Regions from separate parts of the Homo sapiens genome. Here region 1 is linked to region 2. Evidence: chromatin contacts called from ENCODE Hi-C data. All regions are on one chromosome and are shown on one strand. The core of a region is the stretch at or near the end of the contact, and the rest is flanking DNA. Distances in the headings are between cores, read along the strand shown.

The links. A loop is a pair of places that touch in the nucleus more often than their neighbours do. Pooled maps may share reads with other maps.
Region 1: a map of GM12878 shows a loop between it and region 2 (4-fold over the local background). The contact joins the enhancer-like site here to the promoter of LINC02227 in region 2. A Hi-C loop is called at or near these places in 1 of 168 maps with a recorded cell type or tissue (GM12878), 4 of 37 single-sample maps with no recorded cell type and 5 of 50 pooled maps.

The regions. Positions count from the first base shown.
Region 1 is chr5:158,951,958-158,958,994 of GRCh38, forward strand. All of the region lies in intron 6 of EBF1 (EBF transcription factor 1), which reads right to left. Among named protein-coding and RNA genes, the nearest start is that of EBF1, 140 kb to the right of the region's middle. RefSeq lists enhancers at 1-597, 2,270-2,399, 5,863-6,725, 6,454-6,523, 6,554-6,603. Within about 2 kb of position 2,119, at least 5 of the 41 ENCODE cell types and tissues checked have a DNase peak (open chromatin) inside an H3K27ac peak, as active enhancers do; they include GM12878, where a contact is called at or near this core.
Region 2 is chr5:158,408,148-158,415,176 of GRCh38, forward strand. LINC02227 (long intergenic non-protein coding RNA 2227) reads right to left here and starts at 1,626. Exons shown (of 7, transcript NR_109888.1): 1 at 1,499-1,626.

The DNA.
Region 1 (7,037 bases), core at 869-3,368, 540 kb after region 2:
CGCCAGCTTTTATTAGCAGAAACAAATGAAGTCGACTACCGAGCACTCAGGAGTTTTTCATCCTGAAAGTCCAGGATGGCTTTGGCATAATAAAGGTCATATCTCCTAACCACGGTAATGTTCACAGAGCAACCTGAGCTCCAGGCAGGGCCAGGCCGGCCTCTCAGTATTCCCCCTGTAGAAGGTGTTGCCGATTAAACTATCACATTTCAAAGAGCTCCTTACAGTAAATAGGAAAGAAAGGAAAAAAGAGATCCAGGGCCTTTTGTTAGTCAAAAAGCTAGGGAAAGGCGATAATTAACCCATTTTTGTAGAGAAATCATTTGGACAAAAGTCAAGGGATTTACCACCCTGTCAATTGTTAAGTCTAGATAAGGACATTATATTCCACGGCACAAAGGGTGACTGAGATGGTGAATGGAAAGTAGGCCACTACTACTACTTTACCTCGCATCTGAAAAAGGACTTTTTTTTTGTCCTCCTGGTACAGTGATGGACTAAAGAATCTTCTCCCCCTTGCACTAAAAACATAACTTCAGAGCCTGGTTTTTGCATTTTGTTAAATATTCAAAGGTATTGTGCAATTAGCATGTCATTAATGAATAATTAATTACAGCTAAAGCAGCCCTCAGATTTTTGCAGCTAAATTATTTAAACAGCAAATATAACAATACAATGCAATGCTCTCATTTGGTGTTTTGTTATTGCATTATTTGAAGGGAACAGCAATATTACTTTTCATTAGTTGCAAGAATTATGTGCAACAAAAGCTGTTTTCATTTTTTTTCTTACCTAAAAGTTGCTTCGTGTGCCCTAAAAGGGAAAATTAATTCAATTCAGATTAGATTTCCTAAGAATTAATTAGCTGCAAATATCTGAAAACTGCGGCTAGGGACATAAGGCTTAGGTATCTGAACTTAAAAGAAAAAAGTAAGCCTATTTAAACCTGTCCTTTAAAACAACTTCTGCACCAAAGTACCTTTTTTTTAGATATTTGGTTACCACTTTTAAAAGAGGAAACTTGTTTAAAAATCCTTTTTTTTTTTTAAGCAAGTGAGCATTACAAAGCTCCCCCTAGTAAACAGTCAAGAGTTAAATAGAAAGTAATTTGTTGCTACTTGCAGACATACATCACTAGTAAGACATGAGTTTATATTTATAAGCTGCACATCTGGGATCAGTTGACTTATCCATCTGCTAACTACACCAGTAAACAGTATGTCTGGGACCGTCAAACCCTTGCATCCATCACAAATTCCTGCTTTAATTGTGTGTTTACGTGGCAAACCTCTGCTTAAGTATATTTGAAGACTGTTTTAAGCAGTTGTAATTGCTCCTTTCTTCTTCATATTAACTTTAACACATTTTATTTACCATTATGACAGGCCGCGATTTTGCAAGCCTCATAGATAGATAAATGCCAGAGATCATCATGCTACCCAGGAAAAGGCAGCAGAGGGACAGAAACCGGAGCTGTAACCTGTCCAGTCCGGAGAGTTTGGGCCTCTTTCACAAAATCCAATGACTTGAGTCACAAGTTCAAATCTCAGTAAGGCCAGTTTAATCCTCCACTGTCTTGAACTCAGAAAGTTGACAATCATACACTTTCTTTTTGAGAAAGGAGCAGAAGAGAGGGAAGGGAAGATTTAGGGGGAAGAGGCAAATCACAGTTTGGAAAGATAAAATGGTGCCAGGAGTTTTCCATCTTTTTCCTTAATTAATCTGCTGTGTAGGAGAGGTGCATGAAAGCTTGAGAGATTTGTAAGGGTAGAGATTTTTCAAGCCAGTGGCAGAGGGCTGGAAGTTCTCAGGAGCCCCAGAATCAAAGAGGAGTATAGCCTGTGACTTGACTTAATTTTTAACCCTGGTTTTATAATTGAGTTTCATAAGCAAGCTGAAAACACAGGCTCAGAAATGAATGAATTCAGAAGAAATAAAAGGCTACCTTCCATAATTAGGGGAAAAATATGCACCATTCTCTGCACAAAAGCGGGGATTTTACTGTATTTTTCCCAATCTGCCTTTCACATTTATATGAATAGCAAGATGTCAGATTTCACACAATGTTGTTAAACCTTTTCTCAGGTTTAGGGAACTGAAAGTCGTATGTGCCTGTGTAATATTGTGCTGATGCAAATAGTTAAACTTTTCTACACGATTAACCATCATTTTCTCAGAGTATTCTGTTCACAGCTTTCTTCCAGTTTCCTGATACATGTTGAGATCTATGCCCGTGCGGCTGATGGGGTGGCGTGGAGGTTGTAAACTGAAGACCCACCGCGAAGCTAAAGAGTCACTCTGACGCAATCTAGTTAAATGACAGTATGGCAGTAGGCCGTTTACCCAGGCCAAGGAAGCTGTGGCTTGTCAAAGACATTAAAATCCAAATGTGCCAGCAACGGTGCCAAATGTACTCTAGGCCTTGCAAACACATAATCCAGACAAACTGAATTAAATTGCAACCAGTTTATAATTAATTTGCTTTTGAAAGTTGTGCCATGAGAATAAATGTGCCAACAATTATTTGCAATGAATTGTTCTTAGGGTGCCCCCAACTTAATAATGCCTCTGTAAGCAAGAGAGGGTTTGGTATTGGTTACTTGTATTGGCATTGGCTTCTAACCTAATGAGGGGGTACGGAGAATTTAGAGACAGATTCCAGGAACCTTAACCTTTCTGTCAACCTAATGGAGTCTGTTACCAATGCGGTCAGTAGCGTGGCCCTGTGGCCTCCCTGACCTCAGATGCCAGCCTCACTCTGCCCAAGATGCTAAGATTAGAAACATATTTATCTCGCTGAGGCACTGCCTTTCTGGACACCATTTTGTAAGCACAAATATTCACGGGAAAGGTAAAAACAGTAAGAGACTAAGGCACTAATGCTTCATGTGAATTCATTTCTCATACCATTTTTCTCTAGGACTTACGGAGCCAAGCAAAGTGTGAGCCCTGAGTACATATGAACAAAAAACTAAAATAATGTAAAAAGAAGAAATAATCCTGAAACTTAACATGGAGTGTTATGTGCCAAGCATTTTTTTTCCCCACCAATCCTCAGGGGAAAAAAATTACAGAGAAGTAATTGGGCCGGGCGCAGTGGCTCACGCCTGTAATCCCAGCACTTTGGGAGGCCGAGGAGGGCGGATCACGAGGTCAGGAGTTCAAGACCAGCCTGGCCAACATGGTGAAACCCCATCTCTACTAAAAATACAAAAATCAGCCGGGAGTGGTGGCGGGCACCTGTAATCCCAGCTACTTGGGAGTCTGAGGCAAGAGAATCGCTTGAATCCGGGAGGCAGGGGTTGTAGTGAGCCGAGATTGCACCACTGCACTCCAGAATGGGCAACAAGAGCGAAACTCCATCTAAAAAAAAAAGAGAGAGAGAGAGAAGTAATTGCAGAGTAGATGTATATTAGAGGCCTCAGGACTTAGAGCTAAAAAACAGCAGACGCAGGATTCAAACTGAGGGCTAACTCAGCAGCCTGGGACCTCCACCTTCTGCTTTTCATATCAACAATGGCCATATCTCACTGCTCCTCTCTTTCCAGAGCACAGGGGCCAGAGTGAGACCTGGAATGTGACTGACTTTTAGACCAGAGCTGGACATCAAAATGAATTCCATCCCATTCTTAATTGTCACTTTGGAAGACTGCTTGAGAGCATTTGCAGCTCTTCTTGGAAATCCAGGCAGAATGTTTTGAGTTCATCTCAATATAGTAGTTCCCTTACAGGGACGCATCATTTCTGATCTAAAATGATCTTTAATCGACTGATGTTTTACACCAGCCTCGTTATCAAATTACTGCTGGCTGTTTCCGAAACTCAGATCAACCCTCAAAGAGTAGAAGTGTGCTACCATTGAGGGGAGTCACAAGAAGATGCTGCAGGTTCAGCCAGCAGCTGAAAGGAAGAGTAGCAAAGAGTTGCTTAGCAATGGCTTACCAAAGGAGGAGTACCTGCAGGCCATTGCTTTGTTTATGCAACAAATACTTATTTCTTACAGTTGTTACTTATTTGTTACAAGCTCCTGCTTGAATATGCCAGATACTGCATTAATTAAATAAATATAAATGTGTGTGTGTGTGTGTGTGTGTGTGTGTGTGTGTGTGTGTGTGTGTGTCTTTCAGATTTAGAAATTTGCCCAAGGTCACAAAGCTAATAAATGGCAAAGGCAAGATTTGAACCCATGTCAAACTCCAGCAACACACTCCAGTCCACAGTCTTGTAGTACCAAGGAGGCTTCTACTTTGGAGCGACACGGTGTGTCACAGGCTTTTCAGATCAAGTTCTATGCTGCAGTTTCCTTTCACTGAGATGCAGCCTAATGGTCTCTGAATGTTTTTCACCAGGAGGAGAATGAGAGCTGAGAGTAACTTTCCCTGAAAGGACATTTGTAACCATTAAAAGAAAGAGAACTCAAAAAGAAGTTCAAGAGGGTTTTCAAAACTGGACTTTTAACTGGAAGCTTAATTGCAGGATGTACCTTAGAATGCACGCACACATAGACACACACACACACACGCACACACACACACGCACGCACACTTTCAGATATTCCTTCTAAAATAGCTCTTGACAATTTGTTTCAAATCATGAAATCACGACCTTAAGGTCTTCCAAGTTATCTTCAACCATCCAAACAATTAATTCTTTGAGAAAGACATACTTACTAAAAGAAAAAAGAAGTTGAAAATATTGAAAATATTATAGAAAGGTTCCAATGGAATTAACCAGAAGAGAAGGTTCTAGATGTTAAGCATGTACTACCACTCCCACTACCTCTGCCACCAACACTTCTTTTTTTTTTTTTTTTTTTTTTGAGATGGAGTCTCGCTCTGTCGCCCAGGCTGGAGTGCAGTGGCGCGATCTGGGCTCACTGCAAACTCCACCTCCCGGGTTCACACCATTCTCCTGCCTCAGCCTCCGGAGTAGCTGGGACTACAGGCGCCTGCCACCACGCCCAGCTAATTTTTTGTATTTTTAGTAGAGACCGGGTTTCACCGTGTTAGCCAAGATGGTCTCGATCTCCTGACCCTGTGATCCACCTGTCTAGGCCTCCCAAAGTGCTGGGATTACAGGCGTGAGCCACACTTCTAATGAAAAATGCTAGCAGCTCCCAATTACTAAGAACTCTGTGCCAAGCTCTCTGCTGAGTGCTTTCTATACATTATACCATTCACTCTTCACAAGCGCCCTGTGAGATAGACATTATTATCCCCATTTTACAGATGAGAAAACTGAGGCTTCATAAATTTAAACATTACTTGAACAGCCAATAAAATTATAGATATTTACCAGACTTTTCTGTAAGGTATTATTAATACAATGGTAAGCACTGTCATGGATGCAAGAAAATACTGGAATTTAAATGACAAAGATTAAGTCACATAAGAAATGAAAATTGATGAGGCAGGTCTAAGCAGGAAGTCCCAAGAGGGCAGGAACCAAATCTGTTTTGTTGCAAATTAGGTCTGGCATAATATCTGGCCTATAGGAGATGCTGAATCAACAGTTGTAGCTAAATGTAGAAAACAATACGTAGCAAGTGAGTATATTAGAACTCTCTGAACATTTTATCTCCAGAGCACTTGGTTAATCAAGGTTCAAGAAAAAAATGGTCCCAACTCTGCCACTACCATTTCAAAGCTCCTTGACCCAGGGTGTTTCAGGTAAGCCATAGTTCCATGGCATGTGCCTCTTCTTTTTATTTGGGTCTGGCACCAGAGGCTGAATCAGAAAATCTCCATTTCCCTTTGTCCCTATTCTGCCATGGACGCTTCCTCTGCCAAACATTTCATAGTTCCTTTATGGCCGCATGATATTTTTCAAGGGAAATGATTGGCAAACAGCCAATACCCCTAATGCAGAAAAGATGCCAACATCACTCCCAGGTTTAAATACCTTCAAGGAGACCCTCAACTGAAGTGGTCCTTACAACCAATCTGACTTTTTTTCACTCTCTTTTTGTGGGAATATCTTTTACACGAGGCTTAGAGGGAAAAAGGAAAAAATAATAATAAGAAAACGTAAAGAAAAAGAAAACCTGCCTGAAATGAAAAATTCCAATCTTGCCTCTGTAAAAATCCTTCAAGCCCAGTCAGCTGCCCCTCCCCCTTGATCCAAGCCTCTGTGTTTCCCGGCAAAGAGGTTAGAAAGCTGTTGAAAAACATTCTCCTGCTGAATTGAGACTGACATCTGACAGAGCTCGGTGGTGTCCTAACTTGAGTGAATTTAAATGACAAGCTTGGCTTTATAAGTAAGGGATCCTCTTTTACAATAGAACAGCATGATTGCTTCATGGCAGAGGGGGAAAAGAGGGAGAATCAAAGTTTTCTTCAAATCCCCAGTGGTGCCATTGACCTGTCAGAAGGTTGTGACCCACTCCTGTTAATCCATGCAAATCAGATGCCTCCAATTTGCGGTGCTGATTGGAGTACCACACCTTTAAATTCAGGAAGCGGCCTTAGAGTGAGGTTCCGATCACAGAGTTCAGTTCACCTCTCATTTTTTTCTTCTTCAAAAACATGATGACAGCTGACTTCCTTCCCGCCCTGCCCTTACTCAGTCAGGGAAGACTGTCTGATGGTTTCCTGATTAGCATCAAGGCAAAAGCAGCATGTTTTTCATAGGCTATCGCTATTACCTAAATTATAGGCCTGTTGCTCTCAGCATTTTCCCCCCACAGACAGGTTAATATACACATCCCACTGGTATTATTGCTTTGCGAAGTCACCCAGTCATTTTTATGACATAGAGGGGAGAAGGCCTGGAATTCCCCGGAAGAGGCTTCAGATCCAGATGAGAGACTCTTACACAACCAGAAACGCCGTTTTCTAACCATCCCATTCAAAACTTAACAACACTTCCCACGTTCAATGCCATGTGCCGTGCATATTTTAAACCATGGGTAATTTCAAGCAGAAACATTCAGAAAAAGAAAATGAAAAGGCTGGTATTTTGGATATCAGGAATATGTGATTGCCCACACGATTCGCACATTACTCAAGTTGTCCCCAAGTCATCTTGAACTGGCTACT
Region 2 (7,029 bases), core at 376-2,875:
GTATTTTTATGGTATACCTTTTTCATCCTTTTACTTGTAACCTATGTCATTATATTTAAAATGTTTTTTTCTTGTAGACACCATATGTATGAATTTTGCTACTTTTAATTAGTCTAGCAAGCTCTGCCTTTTTTTTTTTTTTTTTTTTTTTTTTTTTTTTTTTTTGAGACTGAGTCTTGCTGTATCGCCCAGGCTGGAGTGCAGTGGCACAATCTCGGCTCACTGCAAACTCTGCCTCCCAGGTTCACGCCATTCTCCTGCCTCAGCCTCCTGAGTAGCTGGGACTACAGGCGCCTGCCACCGCGCCTGGCTAATTTTTTGTATTTTTAGTGGATACGGGGTTTCACCATGTAAGCCAGGATGGTCTCGATCTCCTGACCTCGTGATCTGCCTGCCTCGGCCTCCCAAAGTGCTGGTATTACAGGTGTGAGCCACCGCGCCCGACTGTCTCTGCCTTTTAATTGCAGTACTTAGCAGTTTATATTTAATATAATTATTAATATGCTTGGGTTTTAAATATGTCCTATATTTTATTTAAGAAAGTCCTATATCTTCTTTGGCCTTTTTCTCTTTTTTCCCACTTTATTTTGTAGTAAACCAGTTTTTTGGGGTTTTTTTTTGTTTGTTTTTAGACATTCTATTTAATCTTCTCTATTCACTTTTTAGCTACATACTTCTACCTCTTTTTTTTTACTTTAATTAGCTTTTAATTTATTTCTCAGTCCTTATTTGCACAAGCAATAGCTTTTGATGTGGTTGATAAATTTCTCTTCCTTGAGAGAATTTCTTCTCTTGAATCCCAGGGCATCGTATGTGCCAGGTTTTCTTTTTCTCTTTCAGACCACTCCTTCTCAATCTCTTTTGCAGAGTCTTTCTGATTCTCTGACTTCTAAATTTTGGGGCCATTCTTTAGTTCAGTCCTTTTTTTCTTTATATACACCTTTTTTTTCTCTTTATATACACTCCCTAGGTTGTATAAAGGTTTTAAATACACTCAAATTTGTATCCCCAGTTTGATACCTCTCCCTGGAACTCAAGACCTGTTTATTCAATTGCATACTTAACATTTCCACTTGGAAGTCTAATAGGCATGTCAAACTCAGTGTGCCAAAACTGAGCTCCTGACATTCACCACCCCTCCCTTCATCTCTACCTCCATGCAGTCTAGATCCTCATTCAGTCTTCCTTATTTTAACTACCAATTTTCCCAATTGCTCAGGCAGAAACCTTGGTATTTTCCTTGACTCCTCTCTTCCTCTCACACCTCACTTCTAACCAATAAGCAATTTCTGTTAATTCTATCCTCAAAATATTCATTCACCCATCTCTCATCACTTCCACTGCCAGCCCAGGCAAAGCCATCATCAGCTCTCACCTGGATATTGCAGGAAACTTCTAACTCACCTCCTGCTTCAGCTTCTGTCCCTTGCAGTCTGCTTTTAGCACAGAAGTCACAGTGATCCTATTAAAACACACTTTAGGCCATGCCAGTCCTCACCTTTAACCCCCAAATTCTCTTCCATCTTACTGAAAATAACAGAATGAAGAGCCCTTTCTGTTATCTTCAGGGTCCTGCATGATCTGGACATATGACTACTTCCCACACACATTTTCACATGGCCTAATATCACATATCACCTTTTCAGAGGGGACTTTCCTGACCACACTCTATGTAAATATCACACTTCTCTCATAATTCATTTTTATCCTACTTTATTTTTTCTCTATAGAACTTTCTATTACCTGAAATTAAATATTTACTTGTTTATTATTTGTCTATCTCCCTAAAATAAAAGCTCTCTGTTGGCACTAGAACATGCCTAGTAAACAAATACTTCGAAAATATTTGCTCAATGCATATCTTTTTTCATCTTTGGTATTTTTTTTCCAACCTGGTAATTTGTTTTTTTATGTATGTCTGTGTGGGGTTTTTTGCTAAATTCTGTTAAATTTTTTTAAAATTTTAATTGTTATGAATACATAATAGTTGTACATATTTATGGGGTGCATGTGATATTTCGATACAAGTATACAATGTATAATGATCAAATCAGGGTAATTGGGGTATCCATCACCTCAAACATTTATCATATTTTTGTGATAGGAATATTTCAATTCCACTCTTCTAGTTATTTTGAAATATAGCATAAATATTGTTAAAAACATTCCAATTCCACTCTTCTAGTTATTTTGAAATGTACCATAAATTATTAACTATAGTTGCCCTTTTGTGCCACTGAACACTAGATCTTATTCTTTCTCCCTGACTGTATTTTTATACCCATTAACTGGGTCTTTACTCCTCCTCAATCCCTGCCACACCCACTGCTCTTCCCAGTCTCTGGTAACCATCATTTTACTCTCCAACTCCATGAGATCAATTTTTTCAGCTCTCACATATGAGTGAGAACATGCAATATTTATTTTTACGTATGTATGTATGTATGTGTGTATTTCAATGAAAATTCTCTTCATCTATACGTTTTTGGAAGACAGTGACCTGACTTAAACATCTTTATTTTCAACATATAGTGTAGACTTCCCCCAAAGGATAGCTTCTCAGACAGTATTTCCTGATCCATTGATTAATGATAGATAAAAGGGGCAGATATTTTTCCAACTTGTTTATTTGTTTGTTTTTATATATATATATGTATGTGTACATATGTTTGCACTTAAACTAGCAAATATTACCTTCTTATCTATAGGCTTTTGGAAGACAACAACCTCACTTAAGTATCCTTTGTTTTCAACACATAGCACAGACTTCCTGGAGACTGTTTTTGTATATGTAATTAAAAAAAACAAAAACAAAACAAAAAAAACCCAGAAGACTAACAGTCTAATTTTGAAAAAAAATCCACAGTCATGTGAATGACAGATGATTTTGGGTATGACTGGGGACTGGAATGGACACAGAGCTCTTTCAATTCTGTCTAACAAAGCCACAGACTAATGTTAAGGAATGTTTGTGTGATCTCTCCAGTGTGGAATCAGTACCCAAACACAGGAGTCTTTACAAAGATCCAAAATAATCATAAAACCATTATAACCACAAGCCCTCTTCAGAGTTATCCCCTCAATAGTGAATGCTGCCTTTTCAAGCCAACTCTTATATTGAGAGAAGGGTTGTAATATCTCCAGCCTGGAAGAAATCCCTATTCCTGTGGCTCATTTACTACATCTCTGTGGTTCTTGGAAGGAAGGATGGAGTGAAAGCCACCCCAGGCAGTTGACTGTGAATTCTAGTCTTAAGCAATGTATGGAGCACTTCAATAAACTTTGGCTATTTAGCCAGCCTTCGTTCCCTAGAGAAATACTGCCCAGCTATCCCCAAGCTCTGGTAGATTGTTTGCCACGGACAACTTATTGATTTATGGTCCTGGGCATTCTTAGAACTCTGCTAAGAGAAGGAAAAGGCATGATCACCTTGTAGGAGCTATGAAGGTAAAGCCTGCCTTCGAATCCTCAGGTAGCATAAGCAAGAGTACCGGGGGGCATAGTGTGCATTTCCTATTCTTACAGGGTGCCGGGCACATAGGGGTCACTCCATCAATAAGGGAGGAGAAAGAATGAAATGAACTGGGAGGATAAAAAGCAAGAGGCTCATTGCTCACTGGATGTCTACTGTCTAATGGGGAGGGAGGGACACAAACTCAGCTGGCTTTAAGTTATAAAGCAGGGTGAGAACTTTCACGTCACTGTGAATTCACACAGTTGTAATTTTTTACTTAACATTCACATGCTCTATATTCTTTCCATAAAGGTACAAACTGTATTTCTCTTAAAATGTCAATACTGCCACATTGAACTGCATAAAGAGCCTGACCTTGGAAGCTCTCCTGAGCAAGAAACTACCTAGGACCCTACCCTAAGCTGGTCTAAGGATATTTCACGTTTGTATTCCCCACAGGGTCTAGATTGAGGTTTGGCACATGTGAATGCTTAGTATTTCCTGCATAAACACCTGACTGAAAAAAAAATATGAAAGAGCTTGATACCAATGGCATCTTTGTTGTGTTCTTAGAATTCATTAGAAAAACAACTTTGCTGAATATGAAATGGAAACTCCAAGTCTTTCCCCGTATTGGTTAGCTTTCTCTCACCAATATGGTGCATGGTGCCAGCATAAAGTGCATCAGACGTGATAGTGGGCTTTCAACATGCCACACAGCAAGGTGAATTTTTCAGAACTCCCAAACCTCCCTTGAAAACACTTCTACGCAGGTCACATCATGATATATTTGCCATTTGTAAAGTGAAATACCATCATGAAAGAGAATATTTAATGCCATAAAGAAAAACCCTACCTTTCCCAGCTTATAAATGTCAGATCACCAATTCCAACTGCATAGGGAAAGAATCATAAAGTAAGATCATAGTCTCCTGCGATTTTTGAATCAAAATGGAAATTAAGAAATGAAGGTTTAATAATCCTTAACGTTTGCTCTTTGGGAAGGCTGCTGTTTGTTGAGAGTGGGGCTGGCCTACATTAGGGGTGGACAGTTGAGAGAAGCTTCCTTTTCATCATCCTGTCCTCACAGTGTGCACTTTTGCAAACTTTGTGGCTCCGGGATTGTACAAATACAATGTTTCCCTGATGGCCTCACAGCATGAGACAAGGCAAAGCATTCGGGGATGGTCCCTATGGTCCTGAGCCCAGTTTTAAGATGTAAGCAAGAATATCAAGGATAAATAAGTGCTTTGGATTGCCCAATTACTTCTACTTTCTCTGGCCTTGTGGCTTTTGATAGTCATGTAAAATTCACTACAAATGGATAGAAATGCCTCTTCTTCAAATGTTCCAGAGGAAAAAAATTCAAAGTTCCTTTAGCTGTATATACCAGGGCATTGGCAGCACTCAGGCACTTTGGAAAGCATGTTGGTGGTAACTACAGGGCGGCCACCCTGTCTGAAAGCATTTTGGTACATTTCATACAATGAATAAATGTTGGACTTCTATTATGTATATTAATTCATACCAAATAGTTAATTCATATGATGATATTATTTATGATGAAATTATTTGTTTCCGGACCTTCTGCCACATGTTTTATAATCTTAATGTGCTTACTCCATAAGCCACATCTCCACTTCTCAATTTTTAGTTGCATTCTTGCTCAAGAGGCACAAATAAGGATGTTCATTTCAGAAATGATTGGACTGGAAAAAAATGTTAGTCAGATTCTAAATGGTCGGTAATAGAGATCTGGTTAAATAAATGTTACGCATAATGTAATAAGAAGGACACTCTCACACATAACAACTATAAACTGTAGACAAAATACAAAAACTACCCAAGGGCTCTAGAGCGTGAACAATAGTTAGCAAATTTGGGGAAGAAGTCAAAACTTAAAGAAAGAGACCAACATGTGTAAGTTTCTGATTTTTGTGGCTCTGCCACATGGTGAGCAACAGTCAGGGACCAGAGACAGAGCCTGTAGTTTAAACACTGGTGTTTACCTGTTTACCTGGATGGCCATTTTTAACAGCAGGTCATAGATTTCTGCCATGCTTTAATAATTTGTGCAAAGGTGCAAATTATTGATGACTGATTTTAATCTTTGAAAACTTAATGAACTTAAATTTCCCTTGGAGGGAACAAAAACAGCATAGTAGAAGCACACAAAAATCTTCAGTAGTTTCATGTCCTCTTAGAAGCCATTCATAATCTACAGGTTAAAAAAAATCTCTGCTATAGGCTAGATTCCCTTCATGATAGAGACCAACATAGGATTGGTAGAGCAAGTAATATTATGAATTTTTAAAATTCAGGATAAGAAATATCTTTAAGGATGGGGATCCTCTGAAAACTTAACCTGAAATAAATGTAAAATTTTGTAGTTAAGTCTAAATAATTAATTGCAAGTATACAGAATGACAAAGGTATGATACAGTAGCCTCATAAACAGAAAAAAGATATGAAAGCTTATTGATAATATGCTCCATTATATGCCATAAATATTATGTGCTTCCCAGAGAAACGAATGTGATCTTCTGTTACTTTAATGGAGTATCGGTTTCTAGAACTGCACTGCACAATATGGCAGCCCCTAGCCATATGTGGCTATTTAAATTAAATTTACTTTTTAAAACAGCTCAAAAATAAAGTGCTTCAGTTGCATTAGCCACATGTCAGGTACTGAATAGTCAGTCACACATAGTTAGGTAGCTGTTGCACTGGACAGCATAGATAGAGAACATTTCTGTGATTGCAAAAAGTTCCGTTGGACAGCATTGTTGGGAACAAGGGAGGTTAAGAGTCATGCTGTGCTCTGCATTGGACAGAACACACCTGGCATCGTAGACACATGCTGTTTGCTGCCCAGAATCGATTGCTCTCTTTTCTTGGTAAGAGAATGCTGAGTTTCCTATGGGAGAACATGCTGTTCCCATTCTCAGTCACCTGATTTGGGAGGGATTGGTGCCTCCCAATCAAGGAGGGGACCCTCATGACTCCCTGTGGGCAGTGTGGTGTAAAGAGGGAAAATACAGAACTATAGCAGGTCTTTTGGTCACATAAGGGGAGAGTGTGGACCTGCTGGGCAGCCACTTTAGGATGAAGACATCACTATAGGATATCCAACAGAGGGAAAGTGCATACTATGGGAATATTTAACCTCTGGATCTCACTTCATCTGAAGCCTACCCTTCTTCCTCCTGATTACATGAATTCATAACCTCCCTTCAGTGTTCAAGTCACTGAAGTTGGGTTTCCTATCCCTAGATGATACCTAAATGAGCTCCCTGATAAATTGAGTTCAGCTGCTTGTGTTTCTGTTTGGACAATGATACAGCACAATGGAATGTTTTCATAGGAGAAAGACCAGGAGGGCGAAAGAAGTTCAAGGAAATATCCCTCTTCTATTCCCATGGCCAAATTAAGTCTTTATTCCCAGGCCAGCCCCAAGTGGCTGATGTGACCATTTTGACATTTCATAAATTCCCTTGGGAAGAAGGATTCTAAAAGCTTCCAGTCTTAATTTAAAGTAGTATGGTAGAGGTAATAAGACCATCTGATGAAGTCAC